Regions from separate parts of the Homo sapiens genome. Here region 1 is linked to region 2. A link is an interaction called in ENCODE POLR2A ChIA-PET data of the cell type or tissue named here. Cell type or tissue: A673. All regions are shown on one strand. Each heading gives the region's core, and the rest is flanking DNA. Links, peaks and the distances in the headings are about the cores only. Region 1 has its middle 94 kb from the start of LINC00595. Region 2 overlaps ZCCHC24 (zinc finger CCHC-type containing 24).

Region 1 (15,186 bases), core at 3,709-11,708, 1.0 Mb before region 2:
TTGGGTGCTTTCCTTCCCCCGGCTGCTAAAGGGGATGCCCTTAGAAGGCAGTCATCTCAGCTACTGGTTTGCACTGTCTTGGCCTGACCTCCAAACCTCTGGATGTGAAACCTTTAACCTCTTATCCAGATGTGCTGTTCTGGTGTCAAACAGCTACATGTTTGGGAATAACTGTATAAATGCTGGCCAAAACTGAGGCCATAACCACCCCACCCCCAAACCAGAGATTTATGCTCACTGACTAAGATTTATGAAATTGCCGCCTTATGAATAGTTCACGGGCATTCAGGGTCAGCTGAAGGTTTTTAGAGGAACATTTGGGAGTAATTTTGGAAACATTTTGCTTCTTTCTCTTTTCTTTGCAAGTGGTAAGAGGAGAGGGAGAGAAGCCCAGGAACCATCCCTCCCACACGGCTAAGGAGGGAAAGCAGGACTCCATAGTCCCTGGCTCCTCCTGGCAGAATTTATAGTCCGCAGCCTGCAAATTACTGGAGGGAACATGGAAACCTGGGTAATGATGTGGGAGAGAACATTCTCCAGTGCTGACGTGGGTTTCCCTGCGCCAGAGAACCAGAGATGGGGTAATTGAAGCTCATGCTCCGAACAGTTATAGCAAAGGTAATTTCCATGGCGGCATTTGAAATATCCCCAGTGCACAGGGAGGAGGGTGGTGGCGGGGAAGCCAGACCTGATGAATGAGACAGAATCATGGATGCTCGGGCTTGGACCCATACAAGGCCCCAGGGTCTCCAGAAACTTAGAACTAAGTTGGGCCCTTACTCACAAAATGGGGTCCTCATTGGGTAGTAGAAGTAGGATGAAGGCGAGCCTAAAGCATAAACTCAGCAAAGGGAGGGACTCTGACTTTTCAGCACCATATCCTTGGCTCCAAGCATGGCTCCTGCCACTTAGAAGATCTTTAATATTTTTTGTTCAATGGATGAATGAATGAATGAATGATGGGTGAATAAATGGATGGCTCTAGAATAAGTGAATTGACAGTTCTGTTGTGTTCTACCTGTGTTCATCTCATGGCTTACACCTTGGCTTGCCCAGAGGATAGCAGTCAGAATAGTGAGGTGATGCTTAACTATGTCATTCAGGAGGCAGTAGAAAGAATGAGGGGTATTTAATGGTTAGCATAACAGTTTCCTGTCTTCAAGTTTCTGAACGCAGGAGACACTAGTGGGTTAGAGCTAGGGCCAATGCTTAGAACTCAGAGGCAGATCTGGGGTCCCCCAATATCATTGCTCACATTGATTGAGTGCTTCATATGTGCTGGGCATACTTTTGCCATTGCAGATGATAGACACTAAGGCTTAGGGAGTATATAGGTTTCCTGGGCTGCTGTCACAAATGACCACAAACTTGGTGACTTTAAACAACAGAAATGTACTGTCTTACAGTTCTGAAAGTCAGAAATCCAAAATCAAGATAGCAGGGCCAGGCACGGTGGCTCATGCCTATAATCCCAGAACTTTGGGAGGCCAAGGTGGGTGGATCACCTGAGGTCAAGAGTTTGAGACCAGCCTGGCCAACATGGTGAAACCCCGTCTCTACTAAAAATACAAAAAATTTAGCTGGGCCTGGTGGCAGATGCTTGTAATCCCAGCTACTCGGGAGGCTGAGGTGGGAGAATCCCTTGAACCCGAGAGGAGAGGTTGTAGTGAGCCGAGATTAGGCCATTGCACTCCATCCTGGGCAACAAGAGCAAAACTTCATTTCAAAAATAAAAAATTAAAAAAAAGATAGCGGGGTTGCATTCTGTCTGACAGCTCTAGGGAAGAATCCTTCCTTGCCTCTCTTAGCTCCTGGTGGCTGTTGGCAATGCTGGCACTGCTCTTGGCTGTGGACTCATCACTCCATTCTCTGCCTGTCTTCTCATGGCCTGCTCCTCTGTGTCTTGATTTGGATTGAGGGCCTACTCTGACAGTCCAGTGTGATATCATCCAAATCCTTCCTTTTAGTTACATCTGCAAAGACTCTTATCCCACATAAGGTCACATGCACATGCTCTGAGTATGGGGGGGTTATGGACTGGATATCTGCATCCCCCCAAAATTCATACATTGAAATCCTAACCCCCAGTGTGATAGCACTTGGAAATGAGGCCTTTGTGAGGTGATGGGATTAGTGATCTTGTTACAGGAGAAACCACAGAGCTTGCAGGAAGAAGAGGCCATGTGAGTAGAGAGTGAGAACTCGGCTGCCTATGAGCCCATACGAAGAAGCCTCAGGATGAAAGCTACCTGACCAACACCTTGATTTTGGACTCTTCTAGAACATGGGAAATAAATTTTTGTTGTTTTATAAGCTACCCAGTCTGTAGTATTTTTTTAATGGCAGCTTGAGCTGACTAATACAGGAACTACCATTCAACCCACTATGGAGTGGGCCAGTGGTGGTGGAGGTCAGGGGCAGCCAATGCTCCTCTTCTCTTCCCCATGGGAGCCTTTGAGAGCCTTTCTGACTTTCCAGCATGGACGCCACTTCCCCAGGAGGCATTGAGTTCTTATGCGGGCGTTCAATGGGCTCCACAGATCTGGGACAATGTGGTGGGGTCCCCTTGAATTCTGTGATTGCATGGTAGCCCCTGACCATGCCCCTTACGTTTTGTCCACTGGCAGCAAGCTTAAACCAACTGGCAGTGGAACTGAAGGCAAGTGTCTAACATTTATGGAGGATGACACCTTCTATGGGAGCCTGACTCGTGACCTCTGTGGGTATTTTTGGCCCAGAGAAAGGGCTGGTCTGAGCTGTGGCTATCAGTCTAATAGTATTAGAGGGTCACTACAGAGAAGGCAGTTATAAATCACCCAGAGTGGGCTGGGAAGTGAGTGGAACCTTTCTGCCTCTTTTGGAAGACTCAACCTGGGGAAAACATTTCATGTCAAGGGTGGGAGGGGGAGGTTTCTTAGATCCCTGGGCTCGGCCAAATGTGAAGTCAGCACTCCCCTCCCAACCTCCCCGCAATCCAGCCTTCCTCCTGTCCTCCCCTGGCTTCTATAATTCCGTTTGTTGTGCTCGCAAACACCGTGTTGGAAGATTTCATGCTAATGAAAGGGTTTCTTGATTAGGTTACGCTGTTACTGTAAATGTTCCCTCATTATCTATGTTATGGTAGGAATTTGAAAAAGTATAAATTGAGCGTCTTGCATAATTTATAAAACCTGAATGTTTCCTAATTAGTTCGGTTAGGTTAATGATGGTGCAGCGTCACTTCTTCCTGGTCCCGTTAATGACCTTTCCACTCTTCATTTTGAACACTTTCTGTTATTTACAAGCCCCCTCCCAACCCAAATCCAACAACCAGCTTCCGGAGTGTGGCCCCATCTAGCCTCTGATGGGAGGATGAAATGCCTTGCAGAATGTGAATGGCTCCTTTTTTCTCTGCATGTCCCCCGCCCAGCTTTGAGGCCAAGAGGCAGCCTGTTTAAAGGTTGGCCAGCCCAAATTTGGCTCAGGCCAATCCCCTGAAGAATGCCGGTGAAGTGCATTCTTTCGGCATTTGTATAGAGATTGGTGCTGTCCCCCATTAGCAGCCAGAGATGTGAAAATGCCGGAGGAGGTGGGGGAGGGAAAAACCCTCTCAAAAGGATTCTAAAATAACATTTTGCATCCTCAAGTAATTCCCAGTTCTCCCTGGCAACCATTCATTTCTTCCGAACAGCAGAAATTTGCAATATGAAAGTGGATTGGCTTCTCCCTCCCTTGGGGCCCCTGTATCTCTTCATCCAGCGCCTTGGGTAAAAAGCAATGCATACGTTTACAATATAAATGTGATTTAATCGACCTCCCTGTCAGGGAGAAATGGCAAGCATATCAAACAAGACCAAGATGTTAGAAAGAAAAATCATAAATTATTCCAGTGACGAGTTTCGGAGCCGCCTCCCAGACTACTAGCTGATGCTATATAAGGCTGTTCCTTGAAACAATAATTAAGATAATTCTGTATGACAAGGAGAAAAATGTCCAGCTTTGTATGAAATGTGCTTCATGTTAGCAAGCTGAATGCTTGGTATTGATTACTCTCTCCCCACAATCTCCCCCACCCAGTCGCTGTGATTCAAGGCTAAAATTAATTGAATGATGCAACATTTCTTTTCTCGAATCCTTATTTACCGTACATGCCTCCTAGAAGCCATGCAAAGTGGGCTGGCCTCTAATTCTCTAAATTGATCTCTTCCTTTGGCAGTGTCTGGGAGAATGCCGACATGTACGCACACACACTCACACACATCCTCAGCTGGGTGTCCATTGTTCTCCTCTCTGGAAGGTATGATTCCCCCCTCAGGCAGATTTGAGGGACATATCAGTACAGTACAGCCCTCACTATTCTGTTATTAGGCCACCATGGGGCTCTCCTACAGAAATATGGCCAATGCCAGAGGTCCCTCAATGCAGAAAGCTGCAGACGGGACTGGCTCACCCCACCTGCCACCCTTTCCCTGCTTGCAGTCCATAGAACAGCATCTGGCCTCTGTCTAGCAGAACATCCATTTTCCCCCTCTCCCCCTTCCAACCTCCCAGGGTATGGTGTGGATCAAGGAGGGACCTCTTCGCTCTCCCCTCTCCTATTCTAGCTGCCATATCCTGAGACAGTCGTCCCCCCTCCTATGAGAGGCACTGGGCAATTCCTGGCAGAGAGAGATGGTTTATGGCCTCAGCTCTGCTGGTTTTTCTGAGGCTCTATTTCATCTTGACTGCAGTTGCTGCCGCAGTGGTGGCTGGGAGAGAGAGCGAGGCACAGCTTCAGGTACTTAATCCACAGTACATCCCCTGGGCACCCGCAGCAAGGCTGATGCCTTCCCCTGCCTGGAGAAGCTGAGAGAGTAGTGGTAAAGGTAGCGACTGCAGGCAAGGTGCCCATGGGCAGTGGTTTGCCCCTGGAGCCAGGCTGGGGCTGGATTCCAGCATCTCTGGGCTTGTTGGGTTACTGAACAGGGCCCTTCCCACCCTGAACCCAGCTTCTTCCCTGCAGAAGGTGGTGGTGGGGATTCAAGGTGGAAGCCTGTGATGGGCTTGACACGTTGTGCACAATCAATGATTTTTAAAAAATCAGAGACATTTAGACAATTGTGCGATGAGTAAATGGCTCTTGGTTTGACAATCCTGTTTGTGACAACCCAGAGCCTTGTCCCCAGGAAACCATCCTTTCCAGAATGATGACAGAGAAGGACTCTTGTTTTCTGCCCTGGATGTGAGGGGGTGGTTGTGGTTCCACTAAGCCCTGAGGAACCATCCTTTGGGGACAGGCACCAAAGGTGCCCAAGGACCCCATGCCCTAGTCTTCCTCAGGAGACGTGGCATCATCACTCAGCTGTAGCCACAGCTCATGAAGCCAGATGGTGATAAGCACATTGCACGGAGGCTGAAGTGGGTGGGCCGGGAGAAAAGGCAGCGCTGGTGCCCAGAGCCGACTGCTATGGGAGAGAGGGCTGCCTATGTGGGCTCAGAGTTGGGGGTGAGGAGTCTAGAAGATAGGATAGGGAGAAAGCAGGCAGCCAGTGGGAGCTGGACCCATGGAGCATTAGTAACCCATTAACCCATACCCTTAAATTAGCAGATAACTACCACACTAGAGGCTACACTCCAGGATAAGGGCTGTGTGAATCTTGTCCACTCTCCCAGAGCTGAGTACAGTGCCCAGCACATACTAGTGCCCAATAAAGGAGTGGAGTGATAGGTGAGGGCCCAGGAATCCCTGCTGAGGGGAGTGGGTGCCAAGGCATCAGTCTGGAGGACTCTGAGGCTGTTGCACCTTGAGAATGGGTTGTTGAAAGGCAACGTGGGGAGGCTGTTTGCAGCCAGTTTCTCTCCTCACCCTCCCTCTGGGCGGAGGGGGGCTAGTGCAGCATCTAGAAGGCTTGAGTCTCACTTTTGCTGGGAGCCTCACATCTGGCACGAGGCCTGGGCCAAGCAGTGTCTGAACTGTCCTCCTCTGACCCCAGATGATCCATCAAATCCTCAGGCATCTCTGAATCCCTGCGCAGCCTGGTACCCCGTAGGAGCTCAACAAGGACTCCTGAGTGGTTGGCTGCTTGACGAAGAAGCAGCCCTTCTCTGTTGATGAAAGAGCAATTAAGACTTTAGGAGTCTGCAGTCTAGACAGGGAGCTGTCAAGTCTCACATAAGTGGGTCTGGGAACTGGTAATAGGAGATTAGGGGGGGCTTCTGGAGAAGAGAAGCTGCTTTAGAGGTGAGCAGGAGGGAGCCTGGGGGCGGGTCCCGGGGGTTGGGTCCTGTGCATTGCTCAGCGGGAGCCAGCGTGTCGAAAGTTCCAACCCCTCTGCCTGCCTGCTCTGTGTGTCTTACAGGCTTGTTTTTACACTGCTTTCTTTAATGACTTCTCACCATAGTCAAAACAACTCTCCTGTCAACTTATTACCTTAAAAATAGTTGAAAAGATGACACTTGGGTAGAAAGTGCTTTAAAAGAACAGCTACTTTCCCACACGCTCCTCTAGCTCTGCCTTAGAGAAGAGTCTTGTGTTTGGAGACCTGGGTTTTAATCCCAGCTGTCTCTCAAGGTGACTATGTGACCTTGGCCAAGTCATGGTACCTCTTGGAGCCTCAGATTCTTCCACTGTAAAACACGGTTAAAGCTCATTGGTGCATAGGAATAGAACATTCCCAATGTTTAGCTCCACACCTGTGTGTTCAGCCCATTTTCTCACGCAGCTGCCTGGGAAGGCTTCCTGGAGGAGGTGGCACAGAAGCTAGTTGCTGCGTAAAAGCCAAGGCCAGCGAGTTTGACCGCTGCAAGCTGAGCTTTTGTAGGACTCCCAGCAGTAAGCCTGGGTGGCAGCCATTCCCTGCCTCAGTTCCTGGACCTTCTCGTCATTGCCTACCTCCCCATCCAGGAGGCATCCATCCCTGTACCCTTTCCTCTGCCTTGCTTCTCTGGTCCTCAGAACAGCTCCCTGCCACCTGCACCCTCCTGGCTGGGAGAAGGGTACAGCCTCAGCTCTCAGAATTTGGAAGACTTTTAATTGCTGTCTTTTGTCCATGGAGATTAGAGTGACTCCAGCTTGGAGACAATTAGTAAATTATTATGATTAGTTTCCATTTGTGTGGTGCTACCCTTTGAGAAGCCCAGCTGATTTAATCAGGGTTGGTTAATGGGAGCGCTAGCAGCTCCCCTCACTCCTGACGTGCCTTGGAAACCAAGAGTGAATCCATAGACCGTGTTCACAGGAGCTCAGCATTTTGTGCTGGAGTAAGACCCTCTGCATTGCAGGATGCCTTCTGCTCATGGCTTCTTGCCCCACGGGTCTTTGGGGAGCTGAATAACTGGAGAGAGGGGGACGTGGGGACGTGGGCCTGGATGGGATGTCAGGGACCTAGGGTGTTTGCCTGGAAAGGGCCTCACTGCCCCATGCTCCCACAGTTCTCCTTACCCCACAGCCCACACCACCACTTCCTCCCTCCTCCCCTGCTTCACCTTCTCTCTTCAGATAGACTCTAGTCCAGTGGTTTGCAGACTTTGACTCATGTCAGAATCACCTGAAGCACTTGTCAAAACCAATTGCTGGGCCCCACTTCCAGGGTCTCTGAGTCAGTGGAGGAGGGGCAGGGCCTGAGAATCTGAATTCCTAGAAGTTCCCAGGTGCTACTGCTGCTTCTGGTCCAAAGAGCAACCTTTGAGAGTCATCTTTTCTTATGGTTTTCAATCCCGGGTGGACATTCGAATCCCTTGAGGAGTTTTTAAACTGATCATTTCCCAGCCCTCTGACCAGGCTGGGTTCTGTTGGTCTGAGCAGGGTCAGGGTAGATATTTTTTAAAGATTCTCCAGGTGACTCTGATGTGTAGCTTGGGTTGAGTGGGGGCCCTTTCCTGGAATGCAGACCTATTTCCAGGAGTTCAGGGGAGCTCTTGCCCAGTTGCTGAGAGGCTCAGCTTGGATTAGCAATACGTAGCAGGATGTGGACACCTGGGTTCTGGCTTTAGTGCCTGCTTCTGAGTGTTGACTTCTGATGTCCAAGTCTACCTTCCCTTCCTGCCCCATTCTTTCTTTCTTTTCCTTTCTTGCAACACCTCTTTCATCTGCCTCTCTTTCTTCCCCCGTAACTAGTTTAGTGAAGATCCCACGCAGTGGAATGGAGTTATTACAAGGTTTTGTTTTCTCTTGTCCCCCTCACTCTGTTGACTCCTTTTGTCCCATAACTTCTGGCCACTTTCATGTATCAGGACCTTCTCTGGTCTGACAAGAAACAGCAGTCTCACCGCTGTGTCAAACCCGTCTCCTTGGAGTGGGGAAGGAGAAACGGCTTTTTCATGTTGAGGCCATTCTTCTTCCTCCTTTCTTGGGTTTTCCAGGATGGGAAGGGTGGAGACCATCTTGCTTCACTCGCCTCCTCTCAGTGAGGTGGCCGGCTTTTGCTTGGGCTGGTTAAGGCTGCATCTGCCTGGTGTGCGTCTGCCCGTCCCAGTGGTGGCTCCTCTCTAGTGGTAGTCTCCATGCAGAAGGTGAGTGTGGGTTCTTCAGGGGCAGCGTCCAGCTTCACTTCACCTCTCTCATTCCTGAGTGTGCCCTCAGGAAGGACCTCATCTGGGTGGCAGCCACCTGGGCAGCCCACACCTCCTGCCTAGCTCTAACTTCCGTGCTTGTGTATGTGGAGACTCAAGGTCCTCTCCGCGGGTCCTTTCTCCTGGGAAAGCCAGGAAAAATGAGGTCGGTGATCCCCCATCCTATTCCCAGCCCTCTAAACTCTGGTCTGTTTTCATTTTGCAAGTGCAGGCCTCTACAGCAAGCTGCAGCCTCCTTCCTGCTGAGACTGCCAGACAAGAAGGCACCACTTCCTGTGTTCACATTCCAGGGGCGTATGCCATGCCTTCCCCTAGGCCGCACTTGCCACTTCCGCATTCAGCTAGCGTCCAGCTAGGGTGGGGAGGTGCTGATCTTCTTTTGCTGGAGGCATCCCTGTCTCTAGGCATGATTCTCCTGGAGGCCTTTCTCCTGCTTGGCTTAGGGGAGGAGAGCATTTTTCTCACCATGAATTCTTCCCTTGCGCTAGGCCATACGACTCAGCAGTTTTGCCTCTTGCCTATCCTGAGTGCTTCTAGATGGGGACAGGGGTGAGATGAAGCAGAGGGCAGTTGGTGGTCATCCCATAGACAGCCTGCTGGGCCTGCTTGTCAACAGCTTTCTCAGCGTGGAGTTGGTGTTTCTTCATCACATTGGGGGCCCAAGTAGCCAACCCCAGACCCACAGGAGGGACCCACTCAGCTTCCTGTTGTCTCCCCACCCAATGATCCTCCTCCCTATTATGTCCTCCCTGCTTTCCTACCCTGGACATTCAGTGAGCCTGACTCTGTCCCAGGCCCTGCTCTAAACCCTGGGGGGGCATAGACATGGGACAGCTCCCACTGCACTCACTGAGAGGTGGCAGAATTCTCCAACAGTTACCAGCCACCATCCTGCATCCGCCAGGAGCTCCTGCTCTGCCAAATGACCAGGCTGTGATACTAGGGTGGTTGGACTGTAGTGGAGGCAAGCCCAGGGATGTGGAAACACAGGGCAGGGCCAAATCACCAACTTTGGGGATTTAGGGGAAGCTTCCTGGCTTGGAAGAGGTGGTGTCTGAGTGGGGCCTTGAAGGATGAGTAGGAGTTTGCCACTCAGACACAAGAAGAACATTTTACGCTGAGGGAATGAAACATGAAAGTGGGGGCTGAATGCAAAGATGCTGAGTGTGATTGGAGCATAGAGGAGATGACATGATGGGAAGGGGCGAGGGACAGGCAGGGAGCAGGTCATGAAGGGTCCTGGAGACCGTGCCATGGTAGGGAGCACTTCCCAGAAACATCTCAGAGTGAGCTGTTGGGCACTCCTCCCTTCACCCCAAGGCTTCTGTTTTGAAGGGTCTAGTTGGACACTTTCTTCACATGGTGGCAGCTCTGAAGCTGCAAGCACTTGAGTAGCCAGCATTTCTGAGAAGGGAGGACTTCCCATATTGATTGCAGCAGAGCAGGTGGAGGTGATGGGTGGGCAGCAGAGATCCGAGCAGGATGGAGGATGAGGCAGCTCCCTTTGGGTCCTCACTCCAGTGGCTTTCATAGGAGGGGCCTGAGCGTCAGGACAATTCCTGGCTTGGTTTGTCTGGGGAAGTCTTTGGCTAAAATACCAGGGGCAGAAATCTTGGCTGGGAAAGAGGAATTCACAGGACTCGAATGATTTACCTAAAAGAAAAAGCAGAACAGGGATTATTTTTTTTGGAGGTGGGACTCTGGCGTGACATTTTAAAAATGCATGTTTCCATTTCTCGTGTTCTGTGAGCATATGTTGCTTTTCAATAAGAAAAAACCCCATGTTTGTTCCCCAGCTATTTCACCAGTGCCTATTTATCTTGTGCCAGCCTTCAGAGACCCTGCGGGTAGAGGGATACACTAGACAGGGCAGCCAACACCTTCCCAGAGTGCGACCCTCTCTCACAGTTAGTGGGCACCCACAGTGGTGGGTCTAGGGGCACTTCCTGTATCACATCACTCGTCTTGACAATGACTCTTGAGGATGGGTATAATTAACATCAACTTCCAGATGAAGAACCTGAAGCTCATAGCAGTTAAATCACTTGGCTGAGGTCACACAGTAAGGTGTAGCCACGTTGGGCTTCCAGTCCAGATGAGCTTGGCCCCAAAGCCTGGGCCATTTGATGCTGATTCTTTTGGTCTATTGGACTCCTATGCAGGCTCCCTCTGCCAGGCCTGCCCCTTTGCACCTTGGGTACCGCTGGGGAAGTCATACAGCTTCTCTAGGCCTCGGTATCCCCACCTATAAACTAGGGATAATTACATCTCCCTTGCAGGCTCATTATGAGGCATAGGGAAGTGTGATTAATGCACGTTACTCAGGACAGTGCCTGACACTGGATGCCTGGCTAATGAGGTCTTCTAATCATGGTGTGGGACAATGTGAGCTGGCGTTGATTCCCTGCTTCTATCACAAGAAATAATTCACTTCTGTCTCTTTCCAGTTTCTGGCTTCAGAAGATGTAGGTCCTCGGCTTCCTTAAGCTCCTAAACTCAGACTCAGGGGAGGGATCTGTATGGAAAAGGCAGTGGCCTCCCTGTCCTGGTTCCCACATCATTGTCCCCTGGCTTCCCATGGCTGTTTCTTCTCAGGCCCAGGCTCAACCCAGCCCTGGAGATAGCCCAGACATGGGCCTTCAGCATGGAACATCAACCCCATTCACACGTGGTCTTAAGATTAGTTACAAAGACCAAGGCCAGGGTGAGCCTGGAGCAACCATGTATTCAACGCTCCTACTGCTGTAAGTCTTGCTGTTTGGGACCTGTTTTCTCCAGGTGCTCCACATACATCACTCACACCCACTGCTTGGAACACAGCATGTTTGCCCTGCTGGTTCCCTTCCAAGATGACAACCATAAACTCTGCAGTCTGAAGGAGACCCTCTGTTTCTGGAGGGTTACCAGAAGGTTGTGCTGCCCATCCATCTCCCAGAAGAGCCTGTGCCTTTCCTTCATTTGAAGTCAGACCATCCCCTACCTTGCCGTGTGTTCTGTTCCAGGTAGCATTGCCTTGCCACCTAGCTCCACTTAGGTGTGGTACCCTGGGCTTGTATTGAAGGCAGGATGTTGGGAGAAGCAGCCCCTAAGAAGCTAGTTATTGTGCCTATTGCAGGAGGAAGAGTGTTAAGGAAATTGCTGGGAGACATTTTTCTCACCTTTAGAACCAGGAAAAGGAGGGCCGATTATGGAGAGTTCCTTTTTATCTGTGGAAACCAGGCTGAATGAGACTGCGTCTTCCTCTCCGCTTTGTCTGCTAGGAAGCACAGAGCCCAATGCATAGCCCATTTCTAGGAGGTGCCCAGGACCACAGCATTAACACCATGGTGTGTAACCTCACCCTTGTCTAGTGATTGACTGGAGCCTGCTGGTCCCCAGGACTGCTCTTTGTGCTGTCCTTTGGGGTCCAGCTCTGCATCTGACTTGGTTCCCCCCAGCCCCATCAAGTCAGCTGGAGAGCAGGACCTCCCTGGGTTCTGGCTGCTTCTCTTTCCAGCAGACCTGTGTCTTCCTGGCATCCCAACAGCCATGGTTGACTTTTCACGTTTCCATGGGAACAGTCTGACTGTAGCCAGACAAGTAACTAGAGAGGCTGAGGAGGAGCGTGTGTGAGTGTGTGTTGTGTCTGAGGCTGCTCTTGGAGCCCAGAGATCTTGTGTACTTCCCTTCGGCTTGCAGTGGCTGCAGCAGCCTCCTCTTGGTGGTAATCATGGCCCATTTGCACCTCCTACATCTCCATTGCTGACATAATATTGCACCGGGGTCCATCCATCTGCATAATCATCTTAACCTGCTCCCATAAGAGAGTTTAAAAGGTCTGGGCTGTTGGAAAATGACCATAAAGCCTGAACGCAGATACCTTTAGCAGCAACGCCAACATCTATCACAGGGTAATTAGAGGCAAGGAGTGAGGGCTCCTGGCTCTGTGTCGGGGAACTGTTTGGGGCTGCGTCTGCTCTGACTGTTGAAAAGAAAGGGAGGGAAAGACCCAAGAAGGCAGTCCAGGAAGGAGAAGAGCAGTTTCTGCAGCAATAAGAGGATTTCTTTTTACTGGAGGGTGTGCAGCTTCTCCAAGGGGAAGGAACTTTGCCTAAGACTGTTTGGGGACTCCCGGGACCTCTGTTCACACGTTGAATGCGCCATGGTTTTCTGAAACTAGAAAAATCATGACCAGGACTGTTCCTTTCTTACTGTGTTCTAGGTCCCAAACTCTGGAGTGCTGTGTGGTCTTGAACAAGCGCCCTTTTCTCTCTGTGATCCCATTTTTCTATTTGTAAAATGTGGGGATTGGACAAATCCGTCAGTTTCCAAACTCTTATTTGTGGAACACTGGGGCTCACTGGCAGGGATGGGGAGAGGGAAGGGGGTAGGCAGGGGTGAGACCCACCTCCTTTACTCCAACCACAGTGGCTTTTCTTTCATTGGTCCTACATTCAGCTTTCTAAGGAAGGTTATACATGAAGAGCAGTTTTCTGCTACCAGAAGCACTGGACCCCCACTGGGCTCCAAGATCCCTTAGAGTCTCTGGTGTTCGTATGATAAAAGTACTAGGCTTGGAAAACCAGATTTTGCTACGTCCTTTAACAAGTGTCGCTTTATTGTGCTGAATTTGATCTCTCCAGAAAAATAGTGGCGTCTGTGCAGACAGGCAGTGCGACTTGAGGGAGTGTGAGGACCCCACGGAGTCAGACACAGAGGGGCAAGAACAGCTCTTGCAAAGCAGAGACCAGGGGCCAACTGCCCACAGCCGGCCTCCTCAGGCCCAGTGGGGCTCCAAGTCTTCGGGAATGCCCCAGGCAGTGGGTGGCTGTCCTCTCTGTGTTGAAACAACAGAGCTGTTTTCTTCTGGGTCCCCCGCCCCCCTTGGCTGTCAGCTCTGAGCAGGGTGTGCAGCCCCCTGGCTCCTATCCACATGGAGCCTGGTCATCTCCTTCTGGGGTCTATCAACTGCATGAGCTGTCAGTGGAGGCCACGGCGGCCTCTCCGTTGCTGACCTCTTGTTCCCCAGCCTCTTGAAAACTCGCTGCAATTTGTCTCTGATCCTGCTGCAGTCTCCCCGCCTTCCCCTGAGGTCGGGGCCTCAGGCTCTCAAGACTGTAAGGCTCACTGTCTCCGCTGCTGCCTCATTTGCCAGGCACTTCAAGCTCCAAGTCTCCCCTCCTTCCTCACTTTTAGGTCTTTGAAATTTTGCGCCCCTATATTCGAAAGTTATCCTGGTCATTGACAGTGCAGGGAGAGAAACTGCTGAAAGCATTCCCCCTTGTTTGGAGGGTCCACTCCTGTCCCTTCTAAACTCTGGAGTTTTCCACACCTCCTCTTTTCTGTCACCTTTTAGATGCCTCCTGATACCTGGTGTCTCGCTTATGGTGTGCTCCCTGTGTGAAGCTCAGTGCTGGTGTCTGTGAGGCTTTAACCAAGGTATACATTGAAAAAAAAGAAGAAGAAGAAGAAATAAAAGAAACTTTTTTCTGTCTGACTTTCTGTGTGTGTCAGCCCAGGCCTGGGGAAGTGTGAGGGCAGGCTGGGTGAGTTTGCCAATCTTGTCATCCCAGAACCCCAGAAACATCACTACCCTAGTGCTCCCTGCACACCCAAGCCATGCTGGCCAGATGTGTCGCTCTGGTCTCTGTTCGACTCCAGCCCAGCCTATTCTCCTTGGCAGCAGCTCCTGGCATGCTCTGCAGAAGGGGCAGCTATTTCAAACCAGGCTGAGGGCCCTGGATGTGGCCATTTAAAGAAAAGATGATGGTAGCTGTCTTGCCAGGCAGCACCACTGTGGTCTCACAGAGCACCTGGCAGCCTGCTTCAGAGTACACACATTGCCTGCAAAGAGTGCTGGTTTTCTGTTCCTTCTCAAAACTTTGCCTTGGGACAGTGGCTGGGTCGGAGGCTAAGGCCGTCTTGGGGCATCCTTTGCCCAAGTGCAGTTCTTCCCACTGAGCCACAGTGTAACCTCTGACAGAGTCTGCCCAGGCTGGGGCTGGCGGGTCACCTATTTATTTTAATAGGGCAATCTCTTTTGGGATGACTGTAAGCAGAGGCCCCAAGTGAAAGACATTTGAAAACAAGCTGCCTGGAAACAAGCCTCTTGGAGGACCACAGGGGGGTGGATTCTGGAGTCTTCTCTTAACGTGCATCCATGCCTCCCCTGCCTCCATTCATGTTGGCCTAGTCCATGGCCCTCCCCTCCTACTTGAGGAGAACAGCCTTCCAGACTCCTGGAGGCCCAGGCATGGGACGTGCCACAGGTGGACCTAGAACCCAGGTCTCTGAGTCTCAGTCCACTTCTCATCACTCCTGCTGAACCCACACGTCCCTCAGCAGGTATATTAACTAGAAGAGCCTTGTTGTGGCTGTGGAGGTCTGGCAGTTACATGGAGGCGCAAATAAACTCTTGCAAGATACTGTGGGGTGCTAGAAGGAGTAACTTCCTGGAAGGCAAGAGACCTGGTTGTGGTCTCAGATCTGCCAAGCGGCTGTGTGATGTTGGATGAGCAGCTTGCCCTTTCTGGCCTTGGCACCTGTAGTTGTACAGTGAGTGGTTTGACTCTGGGATGTGTCAAGGCCTCTTCAGGGTACCTCTGCTCTAGGTAATGTCAGGATCTTTCTCGAGGCATGAAGGAGAAGCTTGTGGTAGCAGACAAGAGCACGTGGAGC
Region 2 (15,186 bases), core at 3,648-11,647:
CATTTAAAGTGGACAAATCAATTGGTTTTAAGTAAATTCACAGAGTATACAGTCATCACCACAATCTAATTTTAGAATATTTTTATTGACCCCCCAAAAGTAGCCCTATACCCAGTAATAGTCCTTCCCCATCCTACTCCCACTTCCTTATCCCACACAGCCCTAGGCAGCCACTAGTGTACTTTCTGTCTGTCCGGATTTCCCCATTCTAGGTATTTAATATAAGTAGAAACATACAACATTTGTCCTTTTGTGTCTGGCTTCACTTAGTGTCATGTTTTCAAGGTTTGTTCATGCTACAGCATATGTCAGCACTTCAATCCTTTCTGTTGCCAAATAATATTCCACTGTATGGATATGCCATGCTTTATTACCCCATTTATTAGATGATAGACACTGGGGCTGTTTCTAATGTTTGACTATTATGAATAATGCTATTATGAACATTCACGTGCAAGCTGCAAGTGTTCTTAAAAGTTGAATGAGTTACCCTAATATTTGCAAATGGGAGATTTCACACAGAAATACGACCACACTGGTCTAGAATCCTTGCTGGTTGAGGTTAAGGAGTGGCTGCCCCATCAGCTTGCATGCACGTGCTTCCTCCACATCACCTCTGCTCCCACCAACTAGAGCTGAATTTACGTTCTCTACTAGGCCCTCGCAGGCTTTGAGTTGGAGAGGCTTAAATGCAGGCTCTCCACAGTGGTTATTCAAAGTGTGGTCCCCGGACCAACAGCGACAGCACCACCAGCTTGTTAGAAATGTAGAGTCTGGAGCCCCACCTTGGATCTGCAGAATCAGAACTGCATTTTAACAAGAGCCCCAGAGAATTCATATGCCATTACGTTAAAGAAGTGCTGGGCTATGAGATGATGTTGCCATAGTAACTTTCCTTGGGGAACTGCCCATTTATGAAGTGGTGCATAATGGTTAAGGGCACACGCTCTGGATCCAGATCCCAGCTCTGTGATCTTGGGCAAGTTACTTCACAAGGATAAGGATAGTAACTACCATATAAGACTGTTCTGAGGATTAAATGAGCTGAGGAGTAAATGCAAAACATTTAGAACAGTGCCTGGCACACAGAAGACAAAACAGGAATATTAATGCCATTGTTATTTATTAATGTAGAACAAAAAGTGGTATATAAAATTGGTACATAGTTTCTTCCTTTAGTAATCATGCCTCTTTGTCCCAGGCGCCATTACTACCACTTGGTGATAGCCTGCTAGAATTTCAGACAAAACATTAAGAGGGGACATACGTGCTGAGTGCGCAGATCTAAAGTTAGAAAGTGACACCAACACCACCCTGATCTCCTGGGCCCACTGCCTAACGTCTTTGGATCCTCAGTGGCCTTCCTGGCAGCTGTAACATTCTTGGGAGAAGGTTCAGCCTGAGCTCCAGGGCAGGGCTGCCCTCAGCACTGGTCAGATCTGAGAAAGGGGTCAGCCACACCCAGGGGAGTGCTCAGTGGGCAGCTAGGGCCCGGGGCCAGTCAGTTTGTAATAGAGGGGTCAACGTGTGCCTCTGAAGGCACACTGAGCTCTGTTGATCTCAAGTTAGTGCATGTCCCTCTGACTGTTTCTGGTGCTACCTTCTCCTTCACCTGGGGTCTGGAACCTGTGACTTCTAAGCCACCCCCTCTATCACAACCCCTCATCTTCCATTATCTGAAATAAAGCACTGGATGAACTCACTCCCCCATGTCTCCCCAGAAGCATCTACGTCTTCAGAGGGGATGAGGGGGCAGGCATGGGTGCCTCCCTGATGCTGAGGTCTGAGACTCCTTGATCGAAGGTGGGAACTTGGGGACTCTCACCAGCCAGGCCCACTCTGGATCTGGTTCTGCAGGCCTCTGAGCTCAGAGAGCTCACAGGACCTGGTGCCTGGCCTCACACAGTTGGGGCAAAGGACAGGGGTCAAGGTACCAGAAGGAGGGGTCAAGTCATTCCAGGACACTGGGCAGAGTGAAGCGTGGGGACTGGGGCCAGACTGGAGGTGGACTCTGGGAATTTGTTCCCAGAGCCCCTGCTTCAGAAATGAACGGGAAGAAAACCCACACAGATAAAGAAGACACTGAGTGAGAACCGAAGGGAACAGGAAGATGAAAGAGAAGAGCGAGGGGTGAGCCAGGAAGCACAGACGCACCATGTAATTAGAAAAGCAGCCGTCTGGAGCCGTCCGTCAGGGCGTGTGGGCTGCTTGGCAGGCAAGGGATGGGGCCCCAGCCTCCTGCAGGACCAGACGTCCTCAGCGCACCATTCCCACGGCTGCTGTCAGGCCAGGCACTGGGAGGGCCCGGCTCCAACACGCCATTGCATGGGATGTGGCTCCAATTGTGGTCTCCAGGGCCAGATGCCTGCAATGACATCTGGCTCTGCCTGTGACTATCCAGGGAGTTCCTCGCCAAGTTATTCAAACTCTCTGTGCCTTGGTTTCCTCATCTGGAAACCAGGATGATGATAAAGGACCTGCCTCCCGGGGCTGTTGGGATTTGACACATTCATGCGTGTAAAGGTCTCAGCTCAGTGGTTGGCACACTGCAAGTGCTCGGTCACCATTAGCTATTTCAGGGTGATTCTCTTCTTCGTTGCCTGCACTAGGAGAGGGAGCAGAGGTGTCTGAGGTATTGCCGAGGCTAGGGCTGAGGTCCACAGGCATTAGTCCCAGGAGGATGGTTCCAGAGATGGGAGGGAAACCTGGGAGGGATATCTGGGTAGCTCTCTATCCCTGGGTAGGAATGGACTGGCAAGCAAAAGAAGAAACAGCATTAGGCATCTTCGCTTTCTAGAATTCTCATGGAAGGACCACGCTGCAGAAGCTCTGGGGACACTGCTGGCAGAGGTTGAGGAAAGAGGAAAGAGAACTGGCATTTGTGTGGCACCACCTGTGTGCTGGGCTTTATGCTTAGGACTCCACAGCCCGTCAGACCCCCAGCCAACTCTCCTGGAATCCTGTGGGGCAGGGGACATTATCAACCTATTAACAGATGGTGAAACTGAGGCACAGGGAAGGGGTGGGACTTGCCAAAGTGCTTCCAGTGCGTGAAGGGCAGCAGGCTAGGCTCAGCAGGCTCTTCCACAAGGCCACACTTGACCCACCTCTTCTGTCTGCCACCCCCAAAATTGCCCCCACCATGATGGAGGCTTGTGTTGGTGGGGAGAGACCCCCTAGCAGGAATTTTATAAGAAAATTCCTAGGGCCTCCCCTCAGCCCAGTCCAGTGTCAGGCCTTGGCGGTGACCTCGGTAGAGGTGGCCTACAGGGCAGGGGTAAAGGCAGTGGATGGAGGAGAAGAAGGACTGTGGGCAGCTCTTAGCAGCAAGGAGCCATTTCCTGGAAGGGTTCAGTCCCGACGTTGTTTATGCTTACAAATGAGGGCAGGGCCAAGGGGAGAAGGAATTTCTAACGGAACAAAGGCTTCTCTACTCACCACACACCCCCCTGCCTCCTCCCAGAAAGGCACGGCCTCTTCTCATAAACTTCAGCATGAAACAGACGGTAACTGCTGACAGCACTGCAGGGGCCACCACCCGCCCGGCTGGGAAGGAAGCCAGGCCTGACCAGGCTCTCCTGACCCAGGCCCCTGCCACGTACCCCTCTGGGGGATCACATCTGCCAGGAGCCTGGGCAAAGCTCACTGGAGCTCAGAAACCACTCCTTGTAGCACAGACAGGCCCTTTGGGGACCAGAGAGGCAAGGGGACTCACTCAAGGACACACTCAGTAAATCTGACTGAGCTCGGGGGAGGGAAGGATCCTCTGACTTCCAGAGTGAGGCTGGGATCCTCACACGAGGGCAGCCTGGGAAGTGGGAAGCTGTGGCCAGTATGGGGGTGGGAAGGAGGAGCCAAGCCAAGGAGCAGAGAAGGCAGCGCTGCAGGGCGGGGAAGTGGGAGGGGCCCCCCGGGCAAGCCAGCGGCTTCGGAAGAGATGTGGAGGAGGCTCACACTCTCTGGGCACTTCTTCAGAATGGTTCAGTGTTTTCTTCCCATCCCTGCGTGAAATCTCTTGAGGTTGGCTGGGAGGTGGTGAGCTGCCTTTTACTGGGGGTATGCAAGCAGAGGCTGAGAGAACAAGTATCAGGGAGGCTGCTGAGGGGGCCTTTGCCCTGGTCAGGCAGGTGGATCTGGTGACTCTGGAGGCACTTCCAACTCTACAGTCCTCCCAACCCCTGCAGCTGGTAAAGGCCAACCAGGCAGGTGTGGAGACAGGCACTCTGAGATGCTGCTGGGGTGGGGGCTGAACAGGTATATTTTCCTACTGTATTTCTATAGGACAACTTCAAACTTCTGTAAGCCTTCAAACTTTAAAAAAATGTGCATTCCTTATCCTAAGCAAATCCATCTCTGGGCGACTATCCCAAGGAAATTATCAGACATGCGGACAAAAGGGGTGTTCAAAAATGTCCATTACAGCATGAGTTAGGACAATGTAAATCTGGAATGAGCGAAACATTCAACAACAATGCCCGGGTTCCCTAAATTACGTTATACCCTTTGGATGAATGACAATAAAGCCACTAAAATAGTTATGGTGATTTTTGTTCGGGGTTTGGGAAAATACTTATAAAGAGAGCAGGATAAGCAACCGAAGATAACCGCTGCACAAGAACAGGACTGGCAGGAAAGCAGCCACAAGGGCTGAGAGACAGGACTGTTGATGATCTTACTTCTGCAGCTTATGCTCTGTCTTAATGAATGAATTGCCTTTAATGAGTGGGTATGGCTTGGAAGAAGATGGTAGCCAGCCCACTCCCTGGCCTGCAGGCCCCTCCTGCCCCCTAGGGGGCGCACTGTGCTTTCCCAAGGTGACAGAAACCCCACAGAGATGGTGGCTGTGGCCACACTCCTGCCCCTGCAGGTGTGGACCCTGGGGCCTGGGCACTGGCTGGCTTCAGGCTGCTGGTTCTGTTGGATCATACTCATGTCCATAGAGCTAGCCCCCCAACTGTGGAATGCACTCCCCACCCCTGGGTCCCTTCTGCTCCTTCCATTTTAAGGGAAGCCAGACATGTCCACACACTGTCACGTGACACCACAGCCTGACTGGTCACTCCCCTCCAGGTGCTTGAAGTCCCACCACGAGTGAGTGATCCTTTAGGGTGAAGCTTGATCTCCCCATCCCTTTTAGACAATGAGTCCCTTTTGCACAGAGGTGACATTGTGGCCTTTGGTTGTTGAGGCAGAGAATCATAGGGACCAGGAGGAGAGCAGGGTGGGCACTGAGAGCCTGAGGCTGTGCCCTGCACGCCAAGACTCCAGGCTGCACTGTGCCCCAGGATGCACGGCCTCTGCCCTCTGGATATGGGTTCCAGCTATAGGCCTCGATACCTCCCAGCCTGAGGTATGTGCCTCACCCCCAGACCTGGCCTTGCCACTCCCATCTGCACAGGGGCGCAGGCCTGTGCCCTGCCAAACCCTGGGATGGAGAAATCACTGTTGCTCCAACATTGGGTATTTTTGGTCAGGGCCAGGCACTCTTTGTGTCCCGACAACCATCCATGAGCTAAGTACGGTTAGTCCCAGGTTTCAGATGGGAACGCTGACGCATGTAGAGGTTACATGGCTTGCCCAAGCTACGCTGCCAGGAAATGGGGTAGTCCAGATCCGAGCCCAAGCCACCTAACGTGGGCTCACTTTCTAAATTGCTACACAACATGCCAGGATTGCACAAAGAAGAGACCCACCAAGCCGGGATGGTGAGAAACGGGAAGGGGCCGCTGTTCTCATGGGTCCTGGCATGCTGGGGGCATCCCTCCCCATCTCTGGGCCTCAGTTTTCCCATCTCCAGAATGAGAGGTTGGACTGACTGCTGGGCAGGGTCACTGGCCTCCCAGGAGGCCCATAACTCAGCATGTGCCTGGCAGCCCACTCACGCTCCGCCCTCCCATGGAGCACAAGGCCGACCCCACCGTGCGTCCAGCTGAGAGGCTCTGGCTGGAGCCAAGAGGAGCAGGGGGAGGAAATAAAGAACAGATGGGCTGCCTGCTGGCCCCTGTCCTGCCCGGTCTGCCCAGTCTGCGTGCTTTCCTGCAGCCCGGCCGCTGAGGTGGCCCTGGGCTCCAGTCTACCTTCCCAGAGAGCAAGAGCCCCGGTCTCAGGAGTTCGAGAAAGACTTTCCACTGATGTAGAAACAGAGGCCACAGGGGTGGGGCAACTAGTCCACAGAGGGGGCGCAGGGCTGACCACGGACTCACGACCCCAGCCCAGGATCCTCTGTGTGGCCTTGCTGGCCCTTTCTGGAGGCCTTTACCAGAGGAGGCAGAAGGTCCCTGGTCATTCTCCCTAGTGTCTCTCCTTGAGCCTGGGGCAGTGCGGAGTAAACAGGGGATAGAGGTCAGAGGTCCAGGTTGGGCCCTGGCTCTCCCACGCCTGTCTTAGATACTTGGTTTTTCTTTTTTTTTCTTTTTTCTTTTTTTTGAGACGGAGTCTCGCTCTGTCACCCAGGCTGGAGTGCAGTGGCGTGATCTCCGCTCACTGCAAGCTCCACCTCCCAGTTCCATGCCATTCTCCTGCCTTGGCCTCCCAAGTAGCTGGGACTATAGGTGCCCGCCACCACGCCCGGCTAATTTTTTGTATTTTTAGTAGAGACGGGGTTTCACTGTGTTAGCCAGGATGGTTTCGATCTCCTGACCTTGTGATACGCCCGCCTCGGCCTCCCAAAGTGTGGGGATTATAGGCGTGAGCCACTGTGCCCGGCCAGAGCCTTGGTTTTTCTATCTTCCATGTGAGGGGGCTGCTCTGGTGGAGCTGGAGACACTAGCATTCAATGAGCACCTACAATGTGCCACACGCTTTCTGACCTGGCTCTCCAGAGCTCTTTCATTTAACAGGAGAGCAAACTGAGGTACAGAGAGGCCAAGCAACCTGCTCAAGGCCACACAGCCATGGAGCCAGAACTTAAACCCAATTTGCTGACTCCAAAACGACACTTTCCACTGAATGTGCGGCCTCTCCGTGAGACGGTTGAGAGAAAATTAAAGAAAAAGCCTGCTCCTAGGAACACAGCCGCACCTCTTACCTCCGACCCTGGCCACCACCTCAATATTCATTTGTTCACCTAATTTACACTGAGCACCCACTCTGCACCAGGCTCTGTGGAAAATTCCAGAAATATGGAAACAAGACAGATGAAGAATGCCCTGTCTTCATGGAGCTCTCAGTCCAAGGCCTTCCAAAGAAGTCAGCCCTGTGACCCTTTCCCCAACCGTGACCCACACCAGTCGCGAACTCCCCTAGCCACATACTCCTGGGCTCAAGCCCAAGTCGGACTCACACCTGTGAAAACACACTTGGATTCACGCCCTCAGGCAGAGGCCAGACAGACCTCCCAAGTGACAGGCATGGGACCTATGCATGCCACATGAAATTATCTCTGATCACTGCCACGGCCTCATTGAATCAGCACTCTTAACCCTAATGACGGATGAGGAAACTGAGGCTCGAGACAGGGGCAGCAAGTCTGCCAAGTGCTGAGCCCCTGGCTTTTCCTTCCCCTCTGTGCTCTGTGGTACTGCTTTAGGGACCAACCAAAGACCTCCACACTCACATGTCCACATGCACGGCCGGGGGAGGCAGGTGGAAGGGCTGCGTCCCTGCAGCCTGGTCTGGGCAGCTGCAGGCTCCACGGAGGCCCCGGAGGAAGCAGGCGGTCAGAGGGACAGGTGGGCTGGGCCGCGGCCTGCAGGATGCTGGGAGGGAGGAAGGACGCGGCAAGAGGCCACCCGGGGCTTCCTCTGGAGCCTCAAGGGCCTCCTTGTCTGCGCACAGCCGTCCTCGCCTCCTTGCCCAGGGCCCCCTCCCCTCTTCTGGGTTCCTGCTGCAGCCCAGCATGGGCCCAGAAGGCCTGGCCTCTTGTCACCCCTCCCACCCCCGTTCCCAGCCCAAAGCCACCACAAAAATGCCATCCTGATTCCACAACACTAGGGTTTGTCAAAGTGCAAGGAACAATGGGAGCTTTCACAGGGACAGGAAAAGGCCTCAGGAAAACCCTGGGGAGGGGGGCATGGAGTGGGGGTGTGGAGAGGAGGGAAGGGAGATAGAGAGGAGAAAACAAGCGGGGGACAGAGAGATGAGGGAGAGATCCTGGAGAGACAGGGAGTGAGGACACGATGTTGGGAATGAGGGGCAGGGAGTGAGAGAGCGCCCGTCAGAGCAGATAAGAGGAGAAGGGGGGACAGGGTGCCCAGGAGAGGCGAGACATGATGCAGAAACAAACCAAAAGGGCTGGGAGACAGAGACATTCGGGGGAACGGGGCCCACAGAGGCCAAGGAGCCCCTCCAGGACCCAGAGAAGTGCCAAGCCCCCCAACACCCCGTGCCTCCAGCCCTGTGCCCGGCCCTGAGGCGCTGCTGCCCAGAAGGCAGCAAGAAGCCCCCTCTCCAAATCCCACCCCAGCCAGGCGATTTGAAGTAATCTCAGGCAAAACTTTTTGGAAAGCAAAGACATTTTAATCACATGAACAGCCACTCCCTAAGTTATCTGTTTCCTGCTCTGGCTTTCCTCCCTTAGCAAACCACACGGATCAGAGCGGAGGGGCGGGAGGGGAAGAGGGGCCGGTCCAGAGGGGTGGAAAGCTTCCGAATCACAGGGATTGCAAAAGACAGAGGTTTCCTCCGCCACTGCAGAGACAGGGATTGCTGGCTGCCTTAGTGGGTGGATGGAAGATCTGCAGCCACCCTGCTGTTTGCTGATTGCTGGAGGGGACTATTGAGTTTGAAAACCATTTGTTGTTTCCAGATCTTGCACATCCCTCTTTGGGTCCCGTTTGCTCAGCAAGACCTTTCTTCCGACTGCACCTCTCTCTCCTGCTGCAGTCACCGCCTGAGTTGGGCCAGGCAGAATCTCCCCAAATACTTAAATGAAGGCCCACTTCAGGTTTGGGCCTCACCGCAGAGCTGAGATGAAACATGCAAGGCATTCGGGCCCCTTCCCCTTCTGGCCCCAGCTGACCTTCCACCCACAGCACTTACACTCAAATAAAGAAAAGTCACTCCCTGCAAGTGACATGCTGCCCATCTGTGCCTTTTTCTTGCTGTTCCCTGTACCCAACACTTCACCAGTGAACAGCCATGTACCCTTCAAGAGCAAGCTCCAGGGGCACCCTGGTCTCCCTGGCCCAGAGAGGGCTAATGCACTGCTCAGGAGCTCACTCCACTGCTGAGTCCCAGGCTGGCTGGTGTGGAGATAAGAACCCACCCGCCGCCTTGCCCTGGAGAAGGCCCTCTCCCTGAACTTCCAGGGGACTCTGTGGTTTGCACCACACGCTTAGCTCCAGGAAAGGCGAGAGACATGATCTTCCCTAGGTCATGTCCTGCCCTGACCCAACCTCCAGCTTGCCAAACTCAGAGATTTCACCCGAAATTTAAACGAAATTCCCCTACTGCCATCTTGTTTCCCACAAGCCTCTCTGTGTGCTGCGGTCAGGTGCACCCTCCACACCTCTCACTTCTATGGTAGCACTAGGCTCAGGCTGGGGCTCAGAATCCTTTGGCAGCTGGAGGGGACACCAGGAGTGGCAGTGCCTGCAAAGGGTGAGGTGTGAGGTGGACAGCAGAAGTTAGGGCAGGGTGGAGGTCGCACAGGTAGGAGGTGGCAATGCCAGGGCTGATCATGGCGTGGGCTCTGTCCAGTCCCAGGACGCCTCCTTGGGCAGTGCTGAGCACCCTGGACGGCTGTCTTGAGCTAGCAGCGCCATTTGCACAGGGCAGCTGGCCCCTGGCTCTGTGTCTGAAGGCGTCCCTGGCAAGGCCTGGATAGACATGGCCGTGACCAGCCCAGCCTTCCCTGGCTGGAGGGAAGGTGGTGGGTCAAGAGGTGGAAAGGCCTCAGCCTGGAGTGAGGCTTTGGGTGTGAGGGCCACAGCCCTGGGAGGAGGGGACAGGGGAGCTCAGCTCAAAATAGTGATGGGGGAAGGGTGTGCAGGGTGGCCAAGTGCCAGAAAAGAAATCTGATCTGCCCTGGCCAGTGAAATGCTGAAGTCAGCAGTTTGGGGCCACTCTGGCAGAGGCCTGGGGGCTGAGGCCCCCACTGCTGCCTGGCAAGAGGCTGTGGGCGTGACTTCCAGCCTCGCAAAACCCTCACATAAATCACCTCCTCTCTCTGGGATTCGATCTCCTCATCTGGGTAGAAAGAGAAGCAAACTTTCCATCTCTGGGTGAGCGCTGGAGCTCACAGCACTTAGGAGACTGTGGCAACCACAGACCGGGGTGGAGAGTGCTGAGTCTCCCCTGCGTGCTGGGGCTGGCCACGCACACAACCTGTAGGTAGCTTCATTGTGATCCCATTTCCAGGTGAGGAAATAGAGGCTCAGAGAGGTTAAGTCACCTGTCCAAGGTCACAAAGCAAATAAGCAGAAGGCTTCGAACCATGGCCTTTCTCCCTGTTGCCCAATTCCCTCCTTGCTGAGCGAGATATCGGAGGTCCAGAAGGCCATGGACAGGTACAAAGGACACCTGTGGCACCTGTTCTTCAATTGGGTGGAGGGGAGCTCTGCAGAGGAAGAGCTGCTCTTATGTGACTTTTACAGGGGGGTCGCAGGGAGGAAGGAAGCCTCACATTTCCCACCCCTGCTGACCCTGCTTCTTCACCAAGGGGCTGGAAAGACATTCCCAAACTGACCTTTCTCCACTGTCCCCAAAGGCGAGGGTGTTCTGTGCAGGAAGCTCTGCAGGAAGCAGGATGATGGAGTGTCCCCAAATGGTCACTTCCCCTGCCTGGGCCCCAGGTTCCCTGGCTCTAAAACCCTCACAGCTCCTGCTATGTGTGGGGTTACCTCCACCAGCCATTTCATCCTCCCTGTAACCCCTACAGATGAGGAATCCAAGTCACAGAGAGGTTAAGAGATTTGCCTGAGGTCACACAGGCAGGAAACAGCAGAGCTGGGATCTGAACCCAGGCCTGACTGACTGCTGCAACGCCGCATGCCTCCTACATGGCCTTGAGCTCTGACCTCCTTGCCCTTGTCTGTGGACAGCCCCACAGGACAATAATCCCGCTGGTGCCCTGAAAAGGGAGGAGAAGGAGAAGGGGCTGGCTGGTGGTACTTGTTTTCATACCCACCTTTACACACCCCAGTCTCACTACCTGGCACACCCTGCCTCCCAACCAAATCCAGTGGAAGCTGCACTTCCTCCGGGAAGCCTCCTTGACCCTTCTGGTCTCTGTCCCCTTGCCCCAGGGCTCCTCTTGTCACTCTCTGTGCCACAGTGCCACCCTAGGGCCCCCTCTACACCTGCTGAAGGCAAGCTGGACACACGCCCCGCAACCTGTGTGCACACATGGCCTCTTTGCTAGGGTCTGAGACAGCGCCTTTAAAGTGCTGATGGGGTGGAGCGCCAGCCAGGTGCAGACCTGCCCCCAGGGAGCGCCTGTCCCAGAGGAGCACTCGGTGGTGTGGGAGCCAGGCTGACTGTTGCACAGTAACCATGCCACACACAGGGCTGGGAGCGCCAGTCCACATTCCCCAGCAGGAAGTGAAGGCTCATTCTGAAGCCATACGGCTGTGCTCGTCTTTCTGATTCCAGATTCCTGAGCCCCTGCTTCTAGAGCACACGCTCTTCTTCGCTCACGAGAGCACGCACAGGACCATCGGGGCATTGGTACACTGCACGCTGCTGCCCTGGCCCCAGAGTCTCAGAATCAATAGGTCTGGGGAGGGCCTGAGAACCAGAGTCTCAAATGCCTGGGCGGTGCAGCTGCTGCTGGTCTGGGGACCCACCTAGGGAGCCACCGCCCCAGTGATCCTGGTCACAGTCTGTTAAAGTCCAGTCAGATACTGTCACCTCCATGCTGTCCCCATCTGCCCATTCTACAGCCCAGGAAACTGAGGCACAGAGAAGGCAAGTGACTTGCTCAAGCCATACAGGAAGTTAGGGTCAGAGCTGGGAGTGGAGCGCAGGGCTCCTCACCCCAGGAGCTGGGCTGGTTGCAGGACAGTGAGGCTGCTGGGCTTGAGAGGGGAAAGCCTGGATTGGGGGAGAAAGGCCCATCTCTTTAAAAGCAAGACCGGCGGTGGTGTCAGTGGCGGCGGGGTACTGGGGAGGGCTGGCCTGGCTCTCCTGGCCCAGCCCCAAACCTGTGACTCCTCAGCATCTGGAAACCATCACCGGGAACAATGATCATGGAGCAGGAGGCCGGGCTGCTCAGGGGCTCCAGCCCTGTCTGTTCAGGAAGGCAAAGGAACACAGAGCCTGCAGGCACCTCCTGCCCCCACCTCCACCACCGATGTTTGCCTTGGCACCAACACACACAGCTCCCAGTGGGCCCAGCTGTTGGGAAAAGTCAGCCCCTGAGCTACAGATGTGGAGGCTGGTGGCAAGATTGGGTGCCCAGAAGCCTGGACGGAAGCCAGTTGACCCCAGCTTAGCTCCCTGCTCTGCCTGCACGACTCCTGGCTTATGATTATAGCACTCTGGGCCTCAGTTTCCCTGCAGGGAGCTCAGGGACTACCCAGGTTAGGCCAGCTGCTTACTATATACTGGCATGTATCTGACCAGCTTGATGCCTGGATCCCAGGTGCCCCCAGGGATCCCGCTTGTTGTCTGCAGGCCAAACAACCAGCCAGGGAGCAGGGAAGGCTTTGGAGCACCAATCACCACGTGCATTTACTTCCTTTCCACATGTGCCCTCGACAACTATGAATTAGGCACCCACAAGGCACTGGAGGAGGGTGGTTAACAAGACAGATGCAACCCCGGCCCCCATGAACTTACAGCCAGGCGCGGAAGAAAAGTAAGTATCCCATTCAGATCATTAAAGCTGTGATGAGAGATATGAAGGAATGGGGTGTCGTGGCAGAGGAGAATGGGGATCCCCTCTTCACAGTGAGAAGCCATACAGAAGGTCTGTTCAGGGCAGTCAACCATTCCCATTCCCAGTCTCTGACGGTTCACAGCCTAAACTGCAAAAGGTGGGTGTTTCTGACCTCCTTCCTGTCCCTGACCCAGTCCCTACACACTGCCACCAGCAAGCTCTGTGACCTGGGATAAGCCCCTTCCCTGCCTGGGTCTCAGTTTCCCCATCTGTCCATGATGGGGGGATAAAGTAAAATCAGGAAAGGCAAATACTTCTCCCTGTGTGTCCACTCGTAACTTGCCACAAAACTACTGTGGTGTGAAGGATTCTGCAGCTATATCCAAGCTCGACAGGCAAGAATGGTGTGATTTTCGTGGTGCCTGCCCTGCCATGGCCGGGGGCAGCAGGCACACATGACTTGAGTTGGCATTCCTGACCTAGATGATCCCTAAAGATCCTTCCAATGCAAATAGTTCCATGAGTAGACAGCACACAGGCTTGAGAAGTGGACAGAGTCCAAGTCCTGGCCACTGCTTCTGCACACCTCTGGGCATGTAACAGAGGCTAGTTTTTGCCAGGCTTGGGCCACTTGGGTGCTGGGCTTTCAAAGCACAACCCTGGCTGCGGAAGCTCTTTAGAACTGTGACTCTTCCTCCAGGGAGCCTTTCCTACCAGCACTTCTAGCAGACATCTCCCCTGCCCTCCAGGGACCCCCTGTACCTTGTGGATCTCTGTAGGAAGCACTTAGGATACACCCCTCTCAGCTCATGTGTCTGTCACCTCCTTCCCTGCCCTCTCCTCAGGGACAGAGACCCTGTAGGGGTCCCCTCTGATTCCCTGGGCCCAGCGTGGGTCTGGCACAGGACAGGGGGCTCTGGGGAGCAGGTGAAGGGCAAGTGACCATTTGGACATGACTATCAGCCTGAGAGAAGTATCTGGAAGAGAAAGCCAGAGGGGTAGGGGAGGTGTGGGGATGGGGCAGGCAGCGGCCTGGCAACTTCCTGGGCAAGCATGCTGGTCGCTGTTCCTGGTCCTCAGTGTGGCTATTGTCCCTGATGGTCCAGGGAACGGGCTCAATAGGGCCTCTGTCCCTCCCTGAGCAGGCCAGCCCAGCTCAGTGGTGTCCCACCCGGGCAGCTGGAAGGCGAGGGCCGACACTTCCTGTCCCCACTGCGAGTGTTTGGAGGAGCAGGGGGAGGACGGGGGCTCTCAAGACAAGCACCCATCTGTGTCCCCCAGAGAAGAGCTGCCCAGCTGGGGGAGGAGGCGGGAGAAGGGAGAGCAAGGCAGGGGATGCGTTCAACCCTGTGCCTCCGCCCCTCCCCTCCCAGCCAACTCTCCCTCTGAGCTGGAGCTGTCAGGAGGCCCATTCTGGCCCTCTTGCTCTTCCTCAAACAAGCCAAGCACATCTGTGCCTCACTCAGAGCCTCTGCACTTGCTGTTCCCTCTGCCAGGAATACCCTTCCCCCAGATGCCCACACCATTTGCTCCTGCTTCATTTGTCTCTACTCAAGTTGTCATGTCCTCAGAGACACCATCCCTGACAACTGTCTTTGAATATGACCTGCCACCATAGCATATCCATTGGTGTCAATTTCTTTACTATTTGTCATCCTGCAAGATTGGGAACTGCATTCTTTCCTCATCTTTCTTGTTCACTATGGAATGTCCCATGCCTGGAGCAGCACCTGGCACATAGTAGGTACTCAATAAATACACGATGACCAGTCAGACAAAAGTAGCATGCTTGAACACTGATCTGGCCTTCTGGGATGTGCTCAGGATGAGCAGAGCCCCATGTTCTGGGAGCATCTGGCCAGCATGGCTGGGGAGGAGTGACGTCACAGTGGAAAGGGCCCTGTGGGGCTGGAGCAGCCTGTGCAAAGGGCTAGACCACGGGAAGCATGGAGGGCTTGAGGCTTGGAGGCCAGGCCAGTCCAGGTCCTAGACCATATCTTAGAGTTAAATATCAGCCCAGGAGTATGGGAAGCCAGGGAAGCGCTGAAAATGCGAAAGTCTGCCTGGCATTGTGAGATCTCTTTGGCTGCTGAGTGGACAGAGGGGTTGGACATGGGGGGACCAGTTAGGGGGGTGCTGCCACATTGCTGGGGAGAGGTGGTGGGGGTGTGGTCTGGGGATGGGTGGCAGAGGGGAGAAGAGTGAGAGACCCCTGAGATGGCAGGAGGTTGAGTCAGCAGCACTTGGGCTAGCCTTGGGGGAGGAGAGCAAGGACTCAAGAGCAACTCCCAGGTGTGTGGCCTCAATCAGCTGCGGGGCTGTGGGGGCTGAGGCAGGAGCTCCCCTCTTGGCCCATGGTTGCCCTGGCTCTGACTGGGGGACAAGGCCAGGGTGGAGCAAGGGAAGGTGATGACGGTGTCTTGTGC

Evidence for each region. ChIA-PET counts read pairs that join two places held together with the same protein. Peaks named below come from ENCODE experiments on the same cell type or tissue, not always from the same donor. Only the 100,000 strongest peaks of a DNase experiment are listed, where the experiment ranks them.
Region 1: POLR2A ChIA-PET joins it to region 2 with 9 read pairs; 1 of 35 experiments calls an interaction of 5 or more read pairs at or near these places.

What each region holds. Positions count from the first base shown.
Region 1 is chr10:78,353,785-78,368,970 of GRCh38, forward strand. It overlaps the pseudogene LOC124902568. Among named protein-coding and RNA genes, the nearest start is that of LINC00595, 94 kb to the left of the region's middle. In A673, for the core only: no CTCF peak of the experiment used is centred there; no DNase peak of the experiment used is centred there; H3K27ac peaks cover 554 bases.
Region 2 is chr10:79,395,868-79,411,053 of GRCh38, forward strand. All of the region lies in intron 2 of ZCCHC24 (zinc finger CCHC-type containing 24), which reads right to left. Among named protein-coding and RNA genes, the nearest start is that of ZCCHC24, 42 kb to the right of the region's middle. RefSeq lists cis regulatory regions at 3,568-4,068, 8,323-8,823, 8,330-8,830 and enhancers at 7,079-7,887, 9,504-10,311. In A673, for the core only: CTCF peaks have their summits at 4,802 and 5,001; DNase peaks (open chromatin) are centred at 3,844, 4,804, 8,594 and 10,034; H3K27ac peaks cover 2,439 bases.